3 separate regions of the Mus musculus genome follow, and all the other regions are linked to region 2. The links are chromatin loops, found by intact Hi-C in ENCODE. Cell type or tissue: left cerebral cortex. All regions are shown on one strand.

The links. A loop is a pair of places that touch in the nucleus more often than their neighbours do. Peaks named below come from ENCODE experiments on the same cell type or tissue, not always from the same donor. Only the 100,000 strongest peaks of a DNase experiment are listed, where the experiment ranks them.
Region 1: a loop joins it to region 2, with 4 times the contacts of the local background. A loop is called at or near these places in 13 of 42 quality-filtered maps.
Region 3: it touches region 2 in a loop (4-fold over the local background); 3 of 42 quality-filtered maps call a loop at or near these places.

The regions. Positions count from the first base shown.
Region 1 is chr17:85,608,642-85,616,641 of GRCm38, forward strand. It overlaps Six3os1 (SIX homeobox 3, opposite strand 1), which reads right to left. Exons shown (of 4, transcript NR_038085.1): 2 at 6,953-7,102; 3 at 6,007-6,051. It also overlaps a transcript of Six3 not described here. Among named protein-coding and RNA genes, the nearest start is that of Six3os1, 5.8 kb to the right of the region's middle. In left cerebral cortex, no CTCF peak of the experiment used is centred here; no DNase peak of the experiment used is centred here.
Region 2 is chr17:85,482,235-85,490,234 of GRCm38, forward strand. No RefSeq gene overlaps it. Among named protein-coding and RNA genes, the nearest start is that of Six3os1, 130 kb to the right of the region's middle. In left cerebral cortex, no CTCF peak of the experiment used is centred here; a DNase peak (open chromatin) is centred at 4,064.
Region 3 is chr17:85,796,209-85,804,208 of GRCm38, forward strand. It overlaps Gm29418 (a long non-coding RNA gene), which reads right to left and starts at 3,526. Exons shown (of 3, transcript XR_877082.3): 1 at 3,293-3,526; 2 at 417-540; 3 at 1-87. Gm4718 (a long non-coding RNA gene) reads left to right here and starts at 3,516. Exons shown (of 3, transcript XR_003952252.1): 1 at 3,516-3,892. In left cerebral cortex, no CTCF peak of the experiment used is centred here; a DNase peak (open chromatin) is centred at 3,657; H3K4me3 peaks cover 612 bases.

The sequences.
Region 1 (8,000 bases), 130 kb after region 2:
GGCCACCTCCCCTGCCCGATGATCTTTGTGTCCTCTGGCTCCAGGAAGACCCCGGAGCCCTCCTGTCCCCTCTGCTTCCTGCAGAACCTGAGCTGGCGGCGAGGCGGAGGCTAGATTGTGGCCTGAGCTGGGCCACGGCCTAGGGCGGCTGACACAGCCACGAGGGCTATTTGTGCGTCTGGGTGGAAAGCTCCGGGCTGGAAAAACAAACAAGGCCACGGCGCAGGGACTTGGAGGTTGGCTGGGGGCTGGAAGGAAGTGTGCAATGTGGCCAGAGAGGGAAACAAAGGCCTATCCCCAACCCGGTCACCCCGCAGTGACCCTAGACCCACCCCGCTGAGTCGCGGGGCTCCCGGGCCTCTACTCTGAGCGGGCCGCGCAGCTCCGCCAGCGCACACCAGGTGCTCCGAGCCACCGTTGTCGCCGCCGCCGCTCCATCGTCTGCTCTCCCGCAGACTCCATGGAGACCCAGCGGGCAGCCTGGCCGGAAGGCGCGATGGCCAGAACAGCAGACAACGAAGCCTCATCCCACTACGGAACGCCAATCCAGCAAGGCTTAGAGGAAACCTTGTGGCTAACCTTCATCAGAGAACCAGGCGACTCTGGGTTCACTGCAGCCAAAGCCGTGCGAGCAGTTAAGGAAGAAGAGAGCGAACTAGAAAGTAGAAGGAAGAAAAAGGTGGAAGAAAGTAGAAGAAAGCTTGCGAGAGAAGGGCCCTGGCTAAGGCGGCAAGGGGAAGGGGCTGCTGCAAACAGCTGTTCCTCATACATATTTCATTACACAATCAGATAATGCGTCCCACTACCTTCTCAATTATTCACAGATAAACATTTTCAAGACGTTTTGACATCTGTCTTGGTGCCTGCTATTAATTTAGTAATCACTGTAGTTAAAAATGTATGGGATTTTTTTCCGTCGGAATACCTCCTCTCTGAGCGCAAGCCCAGGGTTGGGCTGAGGCAGAGAGCCCGGGCCCTGTGATAGTGAAGACACCTTGGAAGGCGAGGTCCCATCTCTAGAGCATTGACGCTGTTGAGGAAAGTATTAAAGGGGTATCTGGTTATTTTAATTTATTCTTGAAAGTAATAACTGTCATATCACACACACACCGGATATTATCCTATGACAACTCTAGACCCACAAGGCGATTAGCCCTTTGCCCTGGGCAATAGAAATGGTTTCACTCATCAGTGGTTGTTGAGAAAGTGTGGACAACTTGATAGGATCACACCCATGCAATGCATATTTTCATAGACGTACATGAGAGATTTACAAGGCACAAGAACAAAAGCCTAACAATTACAGGTGCTATCAAGAGGTCATAGACCTCCAAAGTTTTGCCCCTAGTTCTATGTCCTGGGCAGAAGGCACAAGGATAAGTAAAGAAAATACATTATATCCTATGAAGTGTGTGGAGCAGTTGGGGTTATGAGAAAACAGTTGATCTTTCCTTGAGAAGCGAATGCTACAAGTGTTCTAGCTAAACCCCCATAAACAAATTTTTTTTTAAGTTAGAGTTCGAAAATTGTCCTAAGACTGGAAAATCAGAAGAAACATTTCCAGTTCTAAAACGCTGTGGTTTGTTGTGAGAAAGGCTCTAAACTTCTTAGCGAAGTAGAGGGTGTTCAAAGCCAGCCAGTGTTCGGCATCCTAAGCTAGAAGGAACCAAAGCAACGGTTTGGCTCAGAGGATGCTGTGTCTGCATTCACTTCCGTCTTTCAGTTACAGTCTCCTCCCGAGGAGCATCAGCAGGTGACTCCCATTGGGGGTAAGATAAAAGCGACCTGGAGAAAAACAGCGCTGAAAGAACCTGCCCTCCCAAGAAAGATTCTGATTGTGTGGGCTTGAAGTTGATTTTCACAGTTTATTGTTCAAAACACAATCAAGAACAAATTCACAAAAATGTCCAGGAACTCAATGTGTCTTGGAAAAGTGTAAGAGCTGTTCACAAAAGGGAGGAAAAAAAATCTTCCCCATGCCCACCCTCTGTCTCTTCAGTGGACAGTTACATCTGTTGCAAGGCGCCCTGCAGCAATGTCGGGGGATCACTTCTACTTTACAACACAGGCTCTCTTTTGCTCCTTAGAGAGTGGTTCCTGGACGCGTTAGTCTAGGAGGTAGCTCTCCTTCCCGCTCCCCTCCTCCCTCCTCCCCTCCCTCCCTTTCCTTAGTTGTTTCTTTTAAAGAAATGGTCCAAGACTCACACCTACTACTTTAAGAGCTCGGAGAATGAGCTCAAGAGAAAATGAGGTGAGGTTGGAGGGCAACGGGTTCTGGGGGTGGGGGCTGTCTCTTCTAGAGGGAACTGGGGCAGCCATTGTCTGGGACAGTTCCCCAGTTCCCCAGAAGAGGTGACAGAGAAAACAAGTCAGGACACCTTACGCCTAGTCCCAGAACCACTGTGGGAAACCCTGGTGGTGGAACCTCTGCCAGGCCAGGTCCTCGATCCCTGCCTGGAATAGAGGAAGTTGAAGACTTCTCAGTATCTCACAAAAGAAAATGAGTTAAATACATAATTTAGCTTGATCTAGCATATTCCTTGTGGATTTATTTGATGTACATGGGATTGGGCTATAGTTTTTATATTTGTTTTGTTTTTCTTTTTTTTTCTTTCTATTTTTTCAGATCTCAGAGGAGAAAAGGGGGACAAAACAGGGCTTTCCCCTATCTGGAAGCTTCCTTAGAACGGAATGTCCTCATTGGAGATTGAGAATCTCTTGTTATCTACTGGAGGCCTGTGCTGTCTACTCAAGCCCTATTCCAGAGCACAATTTCCCAGGCAAAGGATGAAAAAAAGACAACAAGCAACAGAAATAACCAAACCAAAAAGAGTCTTTGCTGTACTGGCCTCTTCTGGGTGTCTCCAAACAGAGCAGGTATGGGAGCCTAAAGGCAGCCTCTGGGGCAGATCATTCCTTGGCCCTTTCTTCAGAAACTTTCCATACAGAAGAGTCAACGAAGGTTTTTCTCCAGGGCCACTGGGCATCTTGCACTGTACTCTGTACTTGTACTGTACTCTGGTGGATCCCACTCTCCTTGGCTTCCTGTACATCTCTGTGCGTGTCTGGGCGTCACTCCAAGCGGACATGGTAGCTTTTGTCTGCATCTGGACAACAAGGTGTATGTGTTCATGCATTCCATCCATTCCTTCGACACATCTTTATTCCTCCAGTACTGTGGTTAGCGTTCCTAAAATTTCCTAAGTGTGTTCTCGCACACTGTACCTTCTGTGAACACACATGCCAGATGAAGAGGAGACCTTAGGGATCTGTGTTGGGGAGAGAAGGTGTACAATGGGAGGTTCTGGACTTTGGGTAAGCTGTAAGGTTGGTTAGTGTCCTAGGCACCCTAGGCTTTTTTTTTCCTCCACATCTTCCTCTACCCTAGTAATAATAATACTTATTATGCTAACCTTTAACAAGAAGGAGTGACCCTCTGACCCTCTGCCACCTCACAGGATGGATTCAGGACGGGTGCGACCCACTTCTAAAACCTCCTCTGGTAGACATTAGCTCTGAACAGCCAAATGAGAGGCAACTGAAGTCTTACTGTGTTTAGGCATCCCGGCTGGCATCCCGGCCACCATCGTCCTGTGTTGGCCTGGGGCTCAGGAGAGAGCAGAAGCTCCGGTAGTTAACCTCGGGGGTCCTCTAAGCAAGCACCGTGAGCATTAGGGGGCGAGACTCTCCTTCTTGGTGTCCCAGGCACAGCTGCACTTACAACTGCAAACTAACAGGGCCCGCCCCCTCGGCTCCTCCTTAAACCCTTCACCCCAACTTTAAGCTCCCAGTAGGAGGGCCAGAGCTAGAGTCACTGCCCCCCCACCCCCCATCGTGGGGCAAAGCCACTTTTCAGGGTCCCAAGAGGGACCTAAGGTCCTGGTAGCAGAGCAGAGTATTGAAAACAGTTATTCCTAGTTTCTCAACAACCCTAAGCGATGTATTCCTCCGCCGCCTTCTCTCCTCTGGCCTGGGCAGCCTGTATTTTCACCTGCCCGCGAGAGAGCAGGCTTTGGGGCGTGCACAGAGAAGGGTGTGCGCGAACATGTTCGCGTGCTGTTGGAAGTGGCTTCGGCGAAGCTTCTAGATGTGAGGATTTTTTTTTTCCTTTCCTCGATTGAAGATGACTTGCGACTAACTTCAGGTAGTGCATTCTTAAGGGACGAGTATTAGTCCGACTGTCGTCTATGAGTTTTTCCTGCGCGTTGGCGCTGAGTGAAATCACCTCTCCCCATCCCTCAAGCAGCCTCCGCGGCTGAGTGAAAGGGCCAGGCCCTGAGATCTGTGTGGCTGGAGTTCTTAATGCTTGCTCCAGAGATCTGATTCAAAAGTCCAGGCTGTTTGGTAACCTTGCAGGGTCAGGAAGGAGAAGGAGATCTTGATAACCACCCCGTACTCACGCCAGGGAGGAGTTCTAACCTCGACACACAGGACCTTCGGACCTAACAGCCTTGCAATCTCACTCCCAACCCAATCTGTGATCCGGATTGGCGGCGGCGGGTGGGAGGGCTGCTGAGGGAGTTAGGTTGACACAGGATGGAGGTGGAGGTGGAAAGAGCGAAGAAAAAGAAGCAAGATTGGATGAGGATGTGCAGATGGGTGAGAATGAGGTGGAGATGGAGTTGGGGTTGCATCGCAGGGCACCAACTATTCACCCTTCTATGGAGAGGTGCGTCTGGCTGCTCCGTTACCCGCCCCCCCCCCGCCCAATAAAGCTAATGATGTAGTGATTTAGGAGGGGTGAGGGGCTGGGCGAAAGGAAGGAGGGGAGGGGATGGGGGGGGACGCGCGCCCCAGGAGCGAAAGCAAACTGCTAGCTGCAGAGGCGCTACCGCAGTTCAGGCTTCCCAACAGGTTAGCTAGCCTAGGATCCACCCGGTATTTCGCAGGAAGGGGGGGGGGGCGTTGAGATAGCTAGAGGAGGGGAAGCCTTCCTGGAGGACAGAGGGAGGGAGAGAAAGAGAGACAGGAGCTAGAGCGCGCGCGCGGAGCCCTTTGAAAGGACTTACACTTCCTAATGAATATTTATCCGCCGCTGCTACACGCTCCCGGCTTCTCTTACCTTTCTGCAGGTAAGATCTTCCCTGTTCCCCTACCCTGGTGTGTGTGTGTGTGTGTGTGTGTGTGTGTGATCCGGAATTCCCACCCCTCCCCACACTCGGGCGCGGGTGGTCAGTCTTTGGCCGACGGGGTGAGGTGAGGGGTAAGGTGGCTTCTCTGTGTGCGATGGGTCCCGCACGACCAACACAGGGTGGGGGGCACTACCTGTGTAGGACGAGAGGGAGAGAGAGAGAGAGAGAGAGAGAGAGAGAGAGAGAGAGAGAGAGAGAGAGAGAGAGAGAGAATTGAGATTGTGCGCCCCCGAGCGCGCGTCTGCTCTATGCGCGCATTAGGGACATTTTTGGACTTTTCTCTCGGACGCCCCGGATCTCTTGCCTTTGCCTTTCTTTGGTTCCCCTCCCTCCTCTTTTGGCCTCCTCTACCTCCTCCCCCACCTCACCACTACCCTCGGTTGCAGAACCACTCCCCACTCCTCTGCCCGGCTTTGTGCCACTGGCGCGCATCCCTCCAAGCAGTCTCTCGCGTCTCCCACAAAGAGGATGGAGAGCTCTTTTTCCTCTGTGACCCCTACACCAAGACCTCTGATCCAGGGGTCCCTCGACCCCTTTCCTGCAGGTTCAAATCTTGAGGTTCTGCTGCGCGCTGTCTCCTTCCCCCCTCTTGGGACGCAGAGGCTCAGTGCCAGAAGCTGAGAGTAATCATTGGTGATTGGAACTCCGGGGTACCGGGTGAGGCGTCACAAGGGATCTACTAACCTGGAACCCCAAGCCAGAAAGCCCCCATGGTAGGGTGCAAGTACCCTGCCACCCCGCCCCCAACACCCGAGCCACCGTTGGCGGGAGGAGCCCAGAGAACTCGGACCCGCCTAGGGGGAAAGAGGGAGGGGAAAGGGAAGGGGTCGGGGAGGAGCTGTTGATTTACACGGAATTCTTTAAACAGACTTACCCAGCCACCTGTTGAGAATCAGTCTGGGGTCGGCCAGCTCCGGATCTGCTCGAGGTGGACACACAAAAGCAAAAGCCAAGCTGGGAAAGTAAATTTCTTTGGCTATGCCAGACGCGGCAAGCTAGGCTAACAACCTTGCGCTAGGGTAGCAAGGCTGTAAGATCCAAGAGGGGGTTGTCGCAAGAAGACCCACTACTCCAGCGTCCGCCCCTATCCCACGCCTCCTCAGCCTAGAGGCCAGGACTCAGGGCTCCTGAACTCGGCGCTCAGGACTCAGCACCCTCAGTTCAACTTAAGCCGGGGCAGGCCTTCTAAGCCCTGCTCAGAAGTCAAGAGCAGCAGCGCCGCCGCTCCTCGCAGCCTTTCACGCTGCAGCCGCTTCTTATTCTTGTGCCTCGGCCTTTCTGGGCGCCCCCGGACAAAGCCCCCAGAACCCGGTCGCTCCCTTCCCGCTAAATCCCCTTCGGGGTCAGTGCGCTACCAGCACAGGGCCGCACGCCTCTCCTGCTAGCCGTGTGGCTCTTAAAGAGCCCCACACCCCTCCGCCCTGCGTGCTCCTCCGACCCCCGCCACCCCTCCCCTCTCCTCCGGATCTAGCCCCCCACGCCGTCGCCTGAAGTCCCTGCTGCCCCGACCCAATGCCCGTGGACTCCCAACCCCCTCCTTTCGCCTCCTCCCCTCAGCAGCCGGTGGGCTCGGAACTGAATCCTACCCTCCGTTTCAGGTCTCCCTCTCTCCTAGAGCACCCGCCCCTGACTTTTCTGCCGCTGCTTTTGCCCTTAGAACGGATCGTGACCTGGGCACTACTGTGGTCCGGCTCAGAGATGATCCTGGAGTTTATGCTTGGGTTTAGTTTAGGGGGTCATTGAATGGAAAGGGGGCTGGGCTCGGGAGTGGAGCCGAATGGAAGGAGGGAAGGGAGGAGGGGCCGGTCAAATAGACTTACACTCTGCAGTTCTTCTATTCCAGGACCTACATTGGTCTTCAGCAGTAGTTGAAAGCTGGCATTGAATGGGGTCTTGAGGTTAGCAATCTCACTCTGACCAGCGTAGGAGGGTGGGCTGGTGAGCATACGAAGATGGGCTTCCAGAAAGTCCTGAGTGGAGAACCGAGAGTTCCCTGCTCCACCAACCCAGCAAGTGCTAGGGGTACTCAAGAAGGGAGTGAAAGGGGACCTTGAGTTCCAACTGTCCAGGAGAAAGAACAATGGAGGCGAGAGGGCAGTGAGAGATGTCAACTCTTCCTGAGGAGTGAAGTGCAGTTTCTAATGGTTTCTTATATTAACTAGTTAGCTGTGTTCCTTGGCCCAAGAAGAGGAGAGAAGGAGTAGATGCTTGTCCTAGTGGGTGGCTGTCTCCACTCCCTTTTCCTAGGATTTTCCCCCTCTCGTCCAGGTTTTTTTGGGGTCCCAGTCTTGCCTAAGGAGCGTGGTCTTTCCTGGGCTAACTTCTTCAGACCTCTCCATGGCTATAAACGCAATGGAAGAGAGACCAGGGATGGGATTGTGTGAAACTGGAAGTCATTCTCCGAGGGGTGTGAACTGAACCTGCCCATCCTTTCTCAAATACAGGCCTAGAGTTCTAGTTGCCTGGAAGGTTGACCTTCCAGAAAGTGTGAGGCCACCTGGGGAGAAGTGCCAGGCCTCCTGGGGAGACCAGAGCAAAGGAATTTGAGGGGGGAGTGGAAAGCTGACCCTCCCCTGTGTACCAGCCCTTCTGACGTTCTAACACTAGTCCAGATGCACCTTTAAGGAGCTGGGCTGGTTAATTGATTTACAGCTGGCCCTGTGGGGGAAAGTTCGTGGTACCCACGGGTGAGCTAGACCTAGTGGCTGTAAAATCCACTTCCCTACTTTCCCACTCACACAACCATTTTTAGCTTGCATACTCCAAGTAGCTGGCTTCTTTCTCCAGGGGCTAGATCACCGTGTAGCCAGCTAGACTGGGTTTGTGCCCACCCTCCTGGGCCCGGTGGTGGGAGGTGTTCAGGTCCTA
Region 2 (8,000 bases):
CCAGGACTTCCCTCTATGACTGGTTTCTTAGATGGAAGGGTTTTGCCCTAAATCTCAATATCCTTTAGCTGAAAATTCCCTAAAGAGTCAGAAACCACAGGTAAGCTATGCATTACTTTGCCTGCTGTGACCAAATACGCAAGAGCTCCAACTAATCACTAGAGACCAAATCAAATCCAGGAACCGGGTACCCAGCAGTTCAGGCAGATGCAGTTCTGCCTGTCTCTTTGAGGGACAAGCCAACCAGGTGAGGGACTTAGTTACACTAGGCACGAGAACATGGTTTCTGTGGCCTTTACGAGGGATGACAAAAACTCAAAGCCTGAGAACCCTATAGGTCTGTCATTATCTTTTTTGGGGGTGGTGGTGGGGGTGTTATCCCTATGGGTAGGAAACGCTCCTGAGCCTGGAGTTCTGCACCCTGACATTCAGCAAACTGTCAGTGTCTTCTGTGCCCTTGGTCGTTCTCCCTTACCAGGGGTTGTGAACGTTCTCCCTTGGTCAGGCGTTTATCTGTCCAGATGTGTCTCCTTTTTGGATGGCCTCTTATTCATCAGGCGTCTTGGGTTTCTCCTCAGCATTTTATCATATGGTACCTTCTCTTCTTCTCCAGGAGGCTAGAACCATAGAGGAACTCTCTACCACAGTGAAGATCTCGTTCTGGGGTGAACACCTAAGGGCCTCCATTTTCTATCCTGTCCCCATTTTCCTTCTTCTTTTGTTCCTTTTCAACACCTACCTCCTTTTGACCCACAAGCCAGTCATGGATTTCCATGCCTGTCTCCCCAGTATTCACTGTTGGGTTTTGTTCCTTTACCCATTGGTCCTCCAGCTAGAGAGGCTACAGGGCCTTGTCTGGTGTGGCACAAATCACCAAAGCCCAGGTTGTCTGTGTGCAGAGGAGACTGGAGGCCTGTTGAATGAGTAACAATTATGTATCCATTGGACCATTTTTGAGTAGAAGGTGATCCAAGCTCTAGTTTCCCTTTGCCTTGGGATAAACACACGGTGATGTGCGTGCTCTGAGCTTCACCTCATCCGCTTTAAAATGTAGTGTGACAAGGGGCGTGGACTTCGGAAATGACACACTCAGGAGTCCAGTGCCAGCTCACCCAAGTTTAAATGCAAGTGTTGCTGCCTGTAAGGAATGCAACCAAATGTCCAGGGGGCCCAGTAACACCAGTGCTTATTCTAGTGAGAGCTGAAGTGTGTTTCAAGTGCCTAGTGCCAATCTGGTGTATCATTGCTCTTATCATTTCTATTATTACATCTTATCATCCTGCTATGGTAAAAATCACTAGCTAGGTCCACACATCCCAGCACCACTGTTAATATAGCCAGGATTTTCATGTTTAGAAACTGAGAGTTAGAGGCTCATGACTTAATCATAAGAGTTTCCCAACTCCTTTCAAAATCTATATACATGCACAGTCTTTATTATTATTATTATTATTATTTCTTTTATTTTATAAATGCAGCATTTGCTTTATTATAGCAGGACCTCATAACCCTGACAGATTGCTAATAATGCGGTATGTTTGAAGAGCTCTGGATAGTGATCAATGCCTTTGAATCCTTTGGCCTCATCTTACTCTTTGCACCAAGCAGGGGAGGTATCAGTTGCATCCAGAGGAGATGAGGGGGTTTTGGTAACTCACTCAAGGGCACACATCATGGGACCCAGATGAAAGATCCTGATTTATAATCTGGAAAGCCTGAGAGTAAAGAGGAAAACCCGTTTTGTCAGCTTCCGCGTGAAGACTGGTCTAGAGTTTTGTCAGCTTCCTCGTGAAGCCAAGACTGGTCTAGAGTTTTGTCAGCTTCCTCGTGAAGCCAAGACTGGTCTAGAGTGCCCACAGGCTGTTGTTCTTGAACTTACCACTCTCCTGCTCCAGCTCTCCAAGGATGAGATTACAGGAGCGAGCCAGTCCTTTCCAGCAATCTCTGTACTTTGTACTGATAGGCGGGGGCGGGGTTGTTGCCATACATCTGAGCAGGAAGGTTTGTGGAACTCACTCTGGAATTTTTCCAGTGGCCAAAGGCGCCTGTCCTGTCGCCAAGGCCCTTCTTCAGACAGTCTCCATCCAGAATGAAACCTCTTCTCTACAGGGCTGCAGCAATCTGGATGGCTATTGCTCCACCAAGGCTCAGAAATACCTCAGTTCTGTGCCTACCCCGACCCATTGCAGTCTGGATAAATCACTGAAGTCCACACAAAGGTAGATGGCCTTAGCTACTTTTCAGGAAGTGGGCAGAGTTAATAGAACCCGGAATTAAATAGGTCTTTATATATATATATATATATATATATATATATATATATATATATATATATATATATATATATATATTCCCCTTTCTTTACAATGCCAGTGTGGCCTCCCAAGCTGGCTCCTGACTTCTCGTAGACTCCTGGAGGTAGTGGAGGGCACAGAGACCTGGGGCAGAGTGGACAGGTGACTTCATGAACCACGTGCTCTCACCTTGGGGCACTGCTGTTTTTAATGACTAGGCATCCCGTCCTCACAGGTCCATCATTTAGCAAATACCAAGGCTAGTTATTAATTTTACAAAACCCGTTCAGCCTGTGCTTACAAAAACTGCCTCCCCCTCCCAATGAGTTTTTAGTTATGTTTTTAAAATTAGCTGGCGCTTGAATTCCATTTTTCACCTAAGCTTCCCTGTTATCTTTAAGGTCACAGAAACACGTAGGCTGTGGACAGTCCAATCCCAGATATTATTAGGCTCTCGGAATTAAAAGCCCAAGTAAGTAAATAAAAAGAGAATGCCGGGAGATTTTCCCATGCTGAACGCCCGAAGGAAGGCCGGTCCCCTGTTTTTTCCTGATGTGATGCCCCCCCCTTACATTGAGAGGTGAAGGCTGAGGAAGAAGAGGAAAAAGGCTTTCGACCTTTCTATCTCCAAGGTCTGTTTCTTCAGCAACAAGGAAGAATCAGATGTATTCTGGAGGGGGAAGAAGAAGGGAAAAAAAAAAAAAGCAACTCAGGCGCTGATTGTCCCTTTAAGCCTTTCCAATCACAGGCTCGTCGTTAAAATAATGCTCGCCTACTGAGCTTCCAACCGGGCCATCTACCTTTTTCGCCGGCGGGGTCAAGCCCAGTCAAGCCTGATGAGGCTGCCACCGCCCCAGCGAGCAAGCCACCGGCCAGCTACACCTGTTTATCGCTGGATCCCTTCCCTTCCCTTCCCTTCTCTCCCCTTCCTTTCCCTCCTCCCCGCTTGAAAAGGAGAGTTAATTAAAGCGGTAAACAAGCCGGCTCCCCTTCTAAATCAGAGCTGCAGGCAACGGGGAGATAACTTGGGCTCCGGAGAAGAGGGATTTTCAGCTAATTTATGGAACCCACCGTCACTCTCTCTCTCTCTCTCTCTCTCTCCCCGAGCAGCCTGCTCCCTGCTTAACGGGGAAATTGAAGCAGACAGCCTTTGTCTAAACACTTCTTTTGCCCAGAATATCTTAATTTTCTATTTGAATGTTTAATAAGGTTTGGGGCGCTCCTTCTTTTTTAATTGCCATGGTGCAGGCGTTTGGGTGTTAATGTTTGGCTGGTGGCTGCCGGGCACCAGTCTTTGCTGGGCGTGGAAGGAAGGGCCAGCGTTCCCAGGTTTGACTCGAACAGCCTGTGCCAAACGGATGATATTACTTCTGGGAGCGGTGTACCCCCAAACCAGGGTTGTCTAGAGACGCTTGGTCTACGTGCAACACCCTTTGCTTCACCCTTTCCCCCCATCCCCAGCCCTGTTGATGCCCGCAGGCGTCCTGGGTCTCATCCCTGGCCCGGTGCCTGCTTTCTTTCTCTCCTGTCCTGGACCAGCTGTCAGGTACCAGGCCGGGCCTTGGCCAGACTGTACCCGCTGTCCCAGACCATCTTAGGGTATCCTTGTCCTGCTAGGGTTGGGCCCTGGCTCATTTCCGGCTGCTCCAGTGAGCCCACAGCTCTGCCTAATTAATTCTAGGAGGAGGCTCTCTGTGGCTCTCTTTCCCAACCGATAGCTGGAATTCCTAAAAATGTAAGTGGAGCTCGTACTGAAATTAGTTTTGAGAAGATCGTGGGCAAGCTAAATTCTTGTCGTTTCATGCGTAAACCTTCATGAAAAAATAACAACAAAACCCCAGAAATGTCTTATCCATATTTCAAGGCAGCCTGCTTTTCCGGGTGCCATATCCAGTCATCATGTTGACAAATTAATGGCAGAGAATTAGTTGTACATTAAAGATTTAAACGATATTATGCAGCACATTGTCATAAAATGATATAAAACAATAGGAAAATAAATGTAAATGAATTCAAGTTACTGACATGTAAAACACCAGACTGACATCTGTACACTTAACGCGGCGATCAGGCGCGGTGGCGGAGCCCCGGACGCCGGCGTCCCTCTGTGAAGACGCCCGCAGGGGCGCGCGGTCCAAGGTTGGGGAAGGATTGTTTGAGGGGGGGCCGCCGGCCGGGCACCCGGCGTGCTAAGGGTTAAGTGCGCCGATCGCGGCTCTCTCGACTCCCCTCCCCTGTGTCCTGATTTCCAGGCCCACCGAGCCAACCGAGAAAGTTTTCAATTCGACGAGGCTGGCGTGTTTCAGGGGCTGAGCTCCTTAGAAAGCTTCGGGGGGCCCCCCCAAGGGCCGACGTGCAAGGGCGGGGGCGACTTGCCCTGTCCTGGACACGCTAATTACAAGGATTCGGTTTCCCGGCTCTGAAGGAATGCATTACCTGCAGCAAAGCAGGCCGGGCCTCTCAGGAAGGCCCCAGAGGAAGCCGAAGGCCCCAGTGAATTCCAGCCCCATCCCTAGGTTTATACCCACAACCCCAGCCCACGCTGAGCGACTAATCGCTTGGCCATTGTCAGGGCTGTTGTCCAATCAGACCCTGAATAGCAAAACTTCACAATGCCGAGTATGAATTAGAGGGGAACAAATGTGGATGCAGACTTTTTTTGCAACAATACCTAACTGAGCCTTTCAGACAGGACAAGGGATGCACAAAAGCTCGACGGAAATTGGAGTAACTTTTGGAGGCCCTTGGAGCTCCCGTCAATAAGCGGCAGCTCCATAATGGCGGCCTGGACCTCCTCCATCAGCCTTCCCCCAACCTTTTTTTTTTTTTTTTTTTTTTTGGTGAGGTGGATCAATTGTTCGAGAGGTGGGGGAAAATTGTCATAAAAATTGGGCATTTTTGTTGTCCCTGTCTTGGAAACGGTGGCTCTCTGTTGAACGAGGCCAAGTGGGTTTCCCTCTCTTTCTCGCTTGCCCCCCCCCTTTTTTTTAAATGTGAATTGTAGATTTGGTCATTATTTAGCCTACGATAGTAAAGTCCTGACAATGTCGCCTCCCTCCTCTGTCCACCCCCAAAAGAACAGAATGGCTTCTTGAGCTATACAAATGTCAGGTCTCTGTTTTAAATTTTAGCCTTGTTTACCCAACAGATCAGAATTCATTACTGTGTAAAAGTGGTTCCATTTTCTGATCTTTTTATTCAAAATGTTGAGAGTATCAAAAAGCTCATTTGAAGGTCACAGGTTTCTGTATCTATTCTCTTAAGTGTTTTAGAAATTCATATGGACGACACAAAAGGTGGATAATGTGAAAACACACAGCTCATTGTTTATCCTAACCTTGCCACAGTTATTAGATAAATGAGTGTGGGGAGGAAAAGTGGCATTAAAAGCCATTGTGAACTGGGAATTTTTTTTTCCCCCTGAAGACTGTTAATTTTAGCCCTTGATCTGTAAAGGTCAATTTCTAATTCTTTTTACTGCGCAGTTTATATAACTTCTGCATTTCAAGTCTATAAAAAGCTTCTGCAGACTTTTCATAATGTAGGTAGCAATTTATTTCATTATGGTTTGAATTTTTTATGTAAGTCCTATGGACATTTTGATGAAATTATCAGGCTTAAAAGCTGTGGTGCTTTTCATTGGGGGGTGTGGGGGGCTTTTTCACCCCTCTGATCCATTCTTGCTGGATAATTTAAAATTAGTAAGATTAATCAGTGCAGTGATTTAAAAGACCATACTTCGGGCTGAACAAGGTCTGAAGCAAAAGTATTTTATTTTATTTTTTTTATTAGTAAATGATTTAAAAGGTCTTTTCAACTAGTTATCTGAAGCTGATATTTAACTGTTCCTTATTCCACTAATTTCTATCTTTTGTTAAAAGAACTTCCCAGCCTAAATCTCCTCGCTCTGTCCCATGCTAATTGCAGCTTACATTATATAAATGGCTTTGTAAAGAAAACTATAACTCCAAGCCTTGAAAGTTGGGTGTTTCTATTTGCTCAAACCTGATACACTTGTTTGAAGAGGGTCATTGCAGGGAGAGCTGTGTAGCCTGTAAGAATGTCCTGGATAACAAGCTTAAACAGAACCTTTTGTTGTGCCTACTATTCTCAGGACTCCAAAATGAGGCCTTCTTTTTCTAACTGTGGGCTGAAGTGGTTCATTACTGCTGTTTCTGCGCCGGGCCAGGGCTCAGCCATTCCCACTACTGAAGGTCTGTAACTTCCTTAAAAAGGAAGAAGGAAAACATAGCCCAGAAAGGTCTTGTTAGCACTTCCTATGTGAAATTAGCAGCTTTCTAAAAGGTACAACTCCAATTACCTCACATTGTGGAGGCCAGCACAAACTCAACAATACGCACAGCCTAGCAAGTGACGTCCTGTCTTTCTAGAGTTACTTCCCTAATTAAGAATGGAGAAGCTCTATTCTGCTGAGTGCATCTATTTACAGTGGCCACAATGCTTTAACTTGAGCATCCTTCTCAAAGACCAGTGTTAAAAAACACAAGTGCTCTTTTCGCTGAGCAGGCTATGGTGAGGCGACACATTCCTAACCGTTACGCCCTCAGAAAGAAAATAAAAAGTGTAGCGGCTTTGGCAGGATTGTTAACACTTCAGGATTCATTTTCCACAATAACGCCCCTGCCCAGAGAGCTCTGGGAATTACAGTGGACAATGGGGAGGCATTCTTAGGAGGGTCTAATGATGGAATAAAAAGAAAAATATTTATTGCTTTTGACAGTTCCACAAGGGGCAAAAATCCTTGTCGTGGCTAAAGTTTCCCTAGCTGTTGGAAGAAGCCGGCTCACAGGGACTCAAACAGTTCCACTTCCTTTGTTAGGAGGCTGAGGACCAGGGCCAAGCTGGGAAATTAAAGACTAAGTTCATTAAGGTAAGATAATTGTGCGGAGGCATTGTTGTTGATACAGGTGGAGCGATGGGGGCTGGGGTAGGGAAGCCCATTTACATGTGGGGACGACCCATTAAACAGGCTTAACAGACGTGCAACACAAATATGTTTATTATTTGCTTGATGGCTGACCTATGCTTTCTTCCACTGTTTCATTAGTCAACAGACCCCCAAAGGAGGGCCAAGACTCCCTGCGGGGAACCAGGTGGAAGAGAGTGCAAAGCTGTCTCCAGAAAGCAAAGAGGCGGTTCTTGGAGCCAGAGGACCGGCTTCCTTTTCCAGCGCCTTGTCCCTACCTCTGAGTTCTTTTCCATATTCATAGTAGAAGACGGGCCCAGTTCCGACCAGGTAGAGGGGAGGCAATGTTTTATCTCCCGAGGTGCCAGTGGACCTTTCTGGACGCTGATAGGAAACATTTGTGCAGAAACCCCATGACTGCCCTTTCCAGAGAGAGTATGGAGCTGGCTTCTCTGCAGACTGAGTCCTCTCTGTGTCTGAGTCTTCAAGCTAGGAGCTGCCAAATGCATTCCTGCTCCAGGGGCACTCTCCTCCCCAAAAGGCCTTCTAGAAGATCTGGGCTGCTTTTCTCTCAGTTTGTTCTGAGAAAAGCAAACCAAATATACACCCCCCTCCTATCCCACCCCATCTCCCGTGCAGGTTCGCCTCTGGTGGGTTCTTGTGGTAAATTGTAAGAGCTATTAAAGAGCTCCCCGCATCTCCCTAACTTGGAGATCCCTAAGTACTGAGAACTTAAAAAACAAAAACAAAAAAAGACAGTATGGTGGAATTTTGGGGTG
Region 3 (8,000 bases), 310 kb after region 2:
ACTTCCAAAATGTTTTCTACCATGAAGATGCAGAAAAAAAAAGATGTTGCTGCAGGCTCTGTTGATATCACATGTGTGTGTAAAATTCTGAAAAAGACGAAGAGCAGAAAGATATTAAAAATGGGTTCAACCTTCTGTCTTCCTGAAATATCAGATTTCATATAAAACTCATCAGCTCAACTAAGTATTAGGCTTGATCAATGGCAGGAAACGAGAGGCTCAAATGCTAATAAATCAGAAACAGATACCGCTCCTGAGCAGAAAATGGATCACAAACCTGAAAATCAGAAAATCATCTGACGATTTTTTTTTTTTTTTTTTTTTTTTTTTGTGCATCTGCGTCAAGAAAACAAACCGAGGTGACAGTGTCACCTAACCAGGGACAAGGCGTGAAGGGTCTGAAGCACTTTACTCACGTTTCAGCTTTGAAACACACCAAGGAGATGAGATGGACCCAGACACTTGGAGCAGATGGATGCGAGGCTGCTGGAAGGATCCGTAGACTGCAAAGTTAGAGCGGCCAAGTGGACTCCTTCAACCCTACAAATAACGTTGCGAAGATGACTTCTACATTTTCTTTTTAAGTGTCTTCTCAGACCTCTTCTCTAGCCCTCTGTCATCTAAAACAGACGTTGTCCGCACTCCAGCCTTGCACTTTTCAGCATTTAAAAAATTTTTGGGGGGGGGTGGGGTGGGGTGCAAATGCTTTGTTGAAGTAAAAGATAAATCCAGGAAAACACACAAATCCCTAAATTTGTGTAAGAAACAAACATGACAGGTGGCCAGAAACTTGCTGCTGAAAGCTGACTGTCCATCCCAGGGCAACACTATTCTGCCTAGAAGTGCTGTAGACTTTTTTCTTTAGCTTCAGAGCTGGAGCCACTGGGTGTGTGTTCTTGCTTTCCTCAATTTCATTCTCTCTTTCTGTGGCGCACACAGGATGGCTGTTGCGTGCTGAGTAATATTTACGCTGTATTATTCTAAACAACTCCTGCATTCAGTTCACCCTTGCAGCTCTGTAGGTACTTCTCTGTTCTTCATGAAACAAGTCTGGGCACCAAGGGTTTAAAAAAAAATAACCTCCAGGAGAAATCTGCAAGAATACACTGAGTTGTGCTAAAATTCCCCAATTGACAACTGTGTAACAATAAGTACAAAACTCACAAACATCTTTGAAACATCATATTTGTTTTTATTTAATTAAAATGTACAATGCTCATTTTCTTTCTTTTAGCCACCTTCAACGAGAGCCCAGAGAGTGTGGTCCTGCTCTCGGAACGGAAACTGTGAAAACAGAGAGCTAAATTAAATTAGAAAACCCTGGTCTTGGCAGGGCCAAATTTCCCTTCCTTCCTATTTTCCCATCCCACAATCTATCACCTGGAGTAATTAAGACCAGGGACGTATCATCTTCACTGGATTAACCTTAACTAAATCGTGTTCATTCAACATGTGCCCTTTTGATTAGTCCGAGCGGGGCCTGCTGTCTGGAATACACCCACCTTGTAATTCTACACAGTTAATTAATTTCAGATGAATAGTGAGAGGGCTAAGCTAAATTCTCCTATTAATAAACTCTATGTCCGTATGTGTGGCAGAGTAGTCCGAGCATTCCCCTTTATTTCCTTGCCTTGGAAGGCTAAACTGAGATTAGAGGTGGGGGTGACCAACACACAACCCATACACACAGCTGTGATTGTGCAAGGTTGGTGAGCGGGGTCTCTGAACCACTTTGTTATCATAAAGAACAGAACTTAAGGACTATTGGCAGCACACTCTTGCCCTGCCAAGCGGAATTTAGAGTGTCCTCTACCTGGACCCTGGTATTTAATTTTTATTGGCACCTATTTCCGGTTCTGTGTATAGATTTTTGGTTATGAAAGTGCAATATTAATGTGACTATCTTTCTGCTCTCATATACCCTCCTCAGAAGCAAAATATCATTAATGGTCTGAAGGCTTTTCTGATAAATGGTTTGGAGTTATTTGTTTAATCTTCAAATTTAACAGCCCTCAAAAATATAATAAAAAGTTGCCCCCATGGGTATCTCTGACAGCAAAGAAAATTATTATTTTCCTTAGAATAAAACAAATCTCAATAAGCTATAATTTATCTTCTATTAGAAAGTCATAGATCTAGATTTACTCCTTCAAGCCAGAAAATTTATGTATCTACTTTTTAGTGATTTAAAACTACCAGTGACCTGCATAATTGTACGTAAAGTTTCCTAGTAGCATTTACAGACTATAAGTCAATTCTACAGGGTCATTTACATTTAGGGAGTTTCAGATACTGATATTTAGGGAATAAAAACTAATATGACTGTTAGCTTAGTGTGTTGGCTTAGAAGGAGTAAGAATTGCATAGAACTAAATGCCTGTATTGACATAACCTAATTTATATCTTTTAATAGAGTTTTAAAAGGTCTCTGAATTTTTGGGTAGAAAATCATTTAAGAAACCATATAGACAACTCACCAATATCTTCCGAGATTAAGACCAATATATTCTAATTTTATTTCCTAGATTTTGTTCCAAAATGACTTTGTAAGAAGTACTTATGTGACTGTCAGAATTCTGCAACTTTGGAATATTTAACACCAAAATTTGTGTGCTCTATTTTCAACAGCCACGAACTTCCTAGCTATTAAAATGTTCCTACAAGTTAAGTAAGGAGAATAATCCTTACTAATTCACCGTTAAATCAACAGATTGTAGACTTTACAGATTGTTTTGCTAATTGCTTATTTGTGAAAATTCTCAAAATAGCGAAGGCATTTGATTGAGTGCAAATATTAAATAATTAGGACTGATGACATGTATGCTGATAGACACATCCTTTTCCTGGGCCATCGGGGGATGCCTGGTCAGGATTGCATTTAGTCCTCCAATGCGAGGCTGGGCTCACAGGCGTTTTCACTCAGGAAACCGTATTCCTGTCCACCTCCCCTAAAACCAGATCCTTCATTTGACCCTTTAGAAGAACACAAACCCCAGTAATTTGAATCAGCCCACACCTGCACCAGCTTCCAAAATATCCTAATATATACAGCACATCTCACTCCGGAGCACTCCACGGCGGCTCAAAAGGACAATTTATTCCCTTAAGGAACAAAACCCTGACAACGCTGTTTGTTTTCTTTGGGCTTCCAGGAAAGCTAAGATAGTGCCCTGAAAGGGAAGCTGTGCTTGCCCTTTTGTGATTCAGATTTACTATGCAAATCAATACCTCCCCCCCCCCCCCCACGCGATTGAATGAAGTATTCACTCAGTGGGACTTAGCCTTCCTTTACCTTGGTTCTGTTTTGCCGGTTTTGTTGCACAAGCACAAACCTTAGAGTGTTGTTTACGATGCTGTTTGCGGCATCAGCAAGAGTTCCCTTAGAGGGAAAGTCACCGTACACACAGTTTGCTGTAAGGAAATCTTTTAGCTTAATTTTGCACTTTGAACAAACAAACAAACAAAAAAAGAAAGGTCCCGAAACAGTCTGCGCAGTGCCCAGCCGTGTCCAGCGCTCTCATCACCAGCGTTTAACTGTCATGTGCCTCTTACTTGTGTTGACCTTTTAAAATGAGACTTACGCCAATAAATTCACGTTCTTGCTCTTGCTTACGACCAGCTTCCGGGTCCTGCCAGGTCTGCAGAAAGGAATGGTTTGGATAGCCCTTCGCTACACTATGAAGCAGTTAGTTCATCACTTGGTGTTAGCCTCGTTCTTTGGGCTGTACCCTCTCCAGGCCAGGCAAAGGGGTCTCTGCTCTAATGCGGGTCGCCTGGGCCAGTTTGATCTCCAGCGATCGGAATGTCCTATCCTCCTCTACTGCTGGGAGCCTGTCTGAAATTGTCTGAAGCCAGTGGTATTTCCGCGCAGAAGGAAAGGCGAGCAGGCGAGGTGGGTGCAGGTGCGGGGGAGAGGCTCGGCCGGCTCCCGGGGCAGCGGGGCACGGCACCCGTAGGGTGTGGAGTCCGCCTGGCGCACGTGGCTCTGGGTCGGCTGCAGGAGAGATCGGAGGCCGGGGATCTGCCGCAGTGGGTGCCTCCGGTCCGATCCCCGCTCCCAGCACCTCGCGGGCTGGGAGGGAAGGGGGTGAGGGGACGCTCGGGCTCGGCGGGGGTTGGGGGAACTCTGGCCTGGAGGCTGAGGGCGACAGAGATGCACCGGGCGCCGGCGGACGAAGGCGGTGAAACTCGTGCTGGAGGCAGTCACCGACTCTAGGGTCGGGCCCCGCTGCTCAGCGCTTTCCCAGAGGCAGAGAAGGGACCCCGGGCCCTGGGGCGGGGGTGGTACAAGGTTCTGTGGCGGACGAGGGCTGTTCCCAGTGTTTGTACAGCTGGGATCTCGGCCACCCCCCGGGGTGACCCGAGTGGCACCGGCGGGGGTGGGTAAAGGGAGGGAGAGAGAGAAGGGTAGGTGACCAAGAGGTGGTGAGTAGTGCGGTCCAGGCTTGGGGTGGAAGGTACGGATGGTTGAGGTCACTGGTTGTCGCTCTCAGGGCAGACCTAACAGGGGAAGCGCGCTCGGTTCCCTTCTCCCAGTTTTTCTGCAAGCCCTCCGGCTGAGGACCCGAGGTAGTGGTGTTCCCACGGTTTCTGGCCGCTGGGCAGTTTCTTTGCGCCCAGCCGCCTGCCCCGGGCTCCACCTCTTGGTAGCCTGGGGCTCACAAAATTCAGGACACCGTCATCCGTTCTGCAGTCTCGCTGTCAGGCTCCACGTTGGAGTGGCTCGGAGACTGGTCGCCCTGACCCTGCGCTGGGCGAGCCAAGCCTCCTGCAGACCCTGTGCGAGCAGACTAGGTTTGTGATTCCTCAAACCAGGCCTGACAGTCTACCCAGGCGCGGCTGGGCTAGGTCAACCACAGCCTCTTTGAGGAACAAGCAGCGAGGCCCACAGTGTGGTGGGCGGCCAGAATCATCCCGAACTGTTTTCAGACCTAGGGCCTCTCAACTCGGTGTCCACCCCATCCTCTGCTATGTTACCGCCGGTGGGCACACTCGCCTGTACAGGGAAGGACCTGTGAGTGGAGAGGCCGCCCTCCTTGGGGTCTCCTCTGTCTGTCACATCTGTATTTATTTAGAGCTCAGCTGGTGGTCCTTGGTTTCAGGAATGCCAATTGTGGGCCTAGTCCACGACTACTTGAGATTTGTGTTGATTAGTGAGCTAGTCCTAAAGGTTGTGCTGTGGAAATTTCCCCAACCTTCCTGCTAACCTAGGCCCCCAGTGATTCCCACGGCAGCAGATTGCTGAATGTGTCCGAGAACAGAGAATTTAGCTTCGAGAACATTCTGTGTGTATGGGCACTGACCATTGCCCTTGTGTTCATAAATAATACAGACCAGATCTCTGAGATCCCCTCGCTGAGTCAGAGAAGGTGATCCGTGCAGTCTAGCACTGGGTAGTGTACCTTTCTCTGTGTGAAACTAAGACATATGTATTGCTACAAGTCTATAACAGTACATACAGCATAAAAATGCAGAAGCAACCTGCACTGGAGAGCAGACCCTCCCAGAAAAGCTAATTAAAAGTTCATCAGCGAAAAGCAAGCTCACTTCCAAATTTCGACGCTCCTGGGGTGGCGGGGAAGACTGAACATTTTTTATTTTATTTTATAAGGCTCAAAAAATTTGGTCTGATTTTTGCCTTTGGACTTGGTATAATTAAGGGTGAAAATAAGAGCCCTCTGTATTTTCCTTGCTTATGGAGAAAAGTTATTTTAGTAATCAGGGAAAGAGGAACCATGGGCTGAATCAGCAAAAATGCGGCACTGGGCCAGTTCAGCTCAATAATACTGGTATGTGTAATGTACACACGCTATGTACCTCTGTGGAAATAATCAAAGATATATATTGGAATTTTCGTGGTATAAGCCATGCCTGTGAAGCCCCTTGGTAGCCGAGAAGCCAGGGTGACTGAGAGTCATGTCTTCTGATACATGAAAACGTGTTCTGAACACACAACAAGTGTTTGATCCCACAACTGCATTTAATGTGGAAACAAACAAGAAACACAACTCTCAACACAAAGTAGTTTGTCTTTTCCAAGTGGTCATGCTGCAAACTGTTCAAACAGAGTCTCCGCTGTGTTTGTGTGACAAGAGTTCAAGGTGGCTCTAGTGGATAGAATCTTTACTTTTTAAATTTTTGCATCAATAAAATTGTTTCTCGATCTTGTTCTCTTGCTTCTTGCTTCCCTCTTATTGTTCCCTCTTGGTCTCTTCCCTTCCCCCTTCCCTTCCCCCTTCCCTTAAAATAAAATAAAATAAAATAAAATAAAATAAAATAAAATTGTTTCTCCAAAATGTCTCCTTACAAGGCTCCTGATAGACCCCATTAGAACTCTGCTGAGCGGCTGAGCATGCAGCCCGCATTGGCGTGAGAGAAATATGTGTATTTTAAACTTGCTTGGAGGAAGCGACTTGTTTGGAATGTTGCTTCTAGTTCTTCAAGGGTTGACCTGAGTTTGAAAACCCTGTGAAACAAAAGTGTACACAGTATCTTTAGGCACAGAGCCTTAGTATTTCTGGGAATCCTCTCCACTGTTCTAGTTCCTACAGGAGAGTTGCAATGGGTGTGTCTTTTTAAAAACCTAGCACACTGCATGGAGAAGCAGCCTAAAGCGTCTGCTTCATCTGTCTCTTCGATCACGTCAAAACTTCAATTAATCACCAAGTATGAGCTTGGGGCTTAAATCATTTAGGGTACAGATGATTTTAAGTTGTTTCAGCATAACGCAAAAAAAAAAAAAAATCATCAGAATATGAAGTGAAAGATTTAGTCTGTCACCCAGCTTCCAGATGTTTGGTACTATGTAGACAAACCATCAGAATGACTGGATTTTTTTTCTCTCTCTTCCCAATCCAGATGCCTGGTAGTTCCATAAGGAAAAGTAGTTTCCTTTCTCTGAGCGCCACATGCTCTCGTGGGTATCCCACACAGGGCATCATTTACTCTTCTTCAGCTCCGAAACGCCAGGCCTTTGGTATGCAGCAGAGTGGTCAGGAAGGCTGAGGGTTTTAGAATGGAATCGTGAAAGGAAAAGAACTTTGTTCAGAGGGAGAACGGTGTCCCTAACAGGACACCGTTTCCCAAAACTCCGCCTGTGGCATCTCATAATCTTAAATGGATGAAGCACAGCATCAGGCAGCTGTTTGTGTGGTTTGCATTTCCCTGGGATGCCACAGTCCTGCCTCTTCCCTCCTTCATCCTTTGTGGACCATGGATACAGCATTAAAACCATACATGGACATTATGTGGACAGAGCAGGTATAAATATGCATTAAGGGTGTGTGTGAGAGAGAGAGAGACAGAGAGACAGAGAGAAAGATAGAGACATAGACACACACACATGTATACAGTGAGAGGTGAGGAGGGAGAGGGAAAGAGAGAAAAAGAGAATAATCAGAGAAAAAGAGGCTATAAGTTTGAGAGTTAGGGAAGGGGCATATGTGGGAGGATTGCCAGGAGGAAAGGGAAGGGAGAATGATGTAATTATATTTTAATTTCAAAAACTAAACTAAAAAAGAGAAACCTATTAAAAATCAAAGCCTTCTGAGGACTGGAACTCTGGGTGGGAGCAGGGTTTCTGTCTGAAAGTAGGCAGCAGTTTGGTGACTAAGGCACAGACAAGCAGGCTTCACATAGAGGTGAGCGTGTCTTACAGAGTTGCTAAGCTGGAGCGTGACCACAGGCAGCAGCAACATTGTGTTCCTTTCTCCACAGTCCTAGAGATGGAAGAGCAGGCTGATGGAGAGGCTTCCACGCAACAGCAGATGAATCGAAGCAGAGTGGAGTCCAGGCTGCTTGGCAGCCTCAGCTCTCCCTGTAGAGAGACGCTGCTTAGATAACGAAGGCTAAATAGTTATAAAACCCAGCCCTTGACAGTTGCTGAAAGAAAAGCATACCTTGTCCTACAGCTATGGTTCTGAGCCTTGGATAATAAGAGGCAACATTTTATATTGGCCCCAACCAATTTTTCAAAAATAGTTTACAGGGAACTAGTAGAA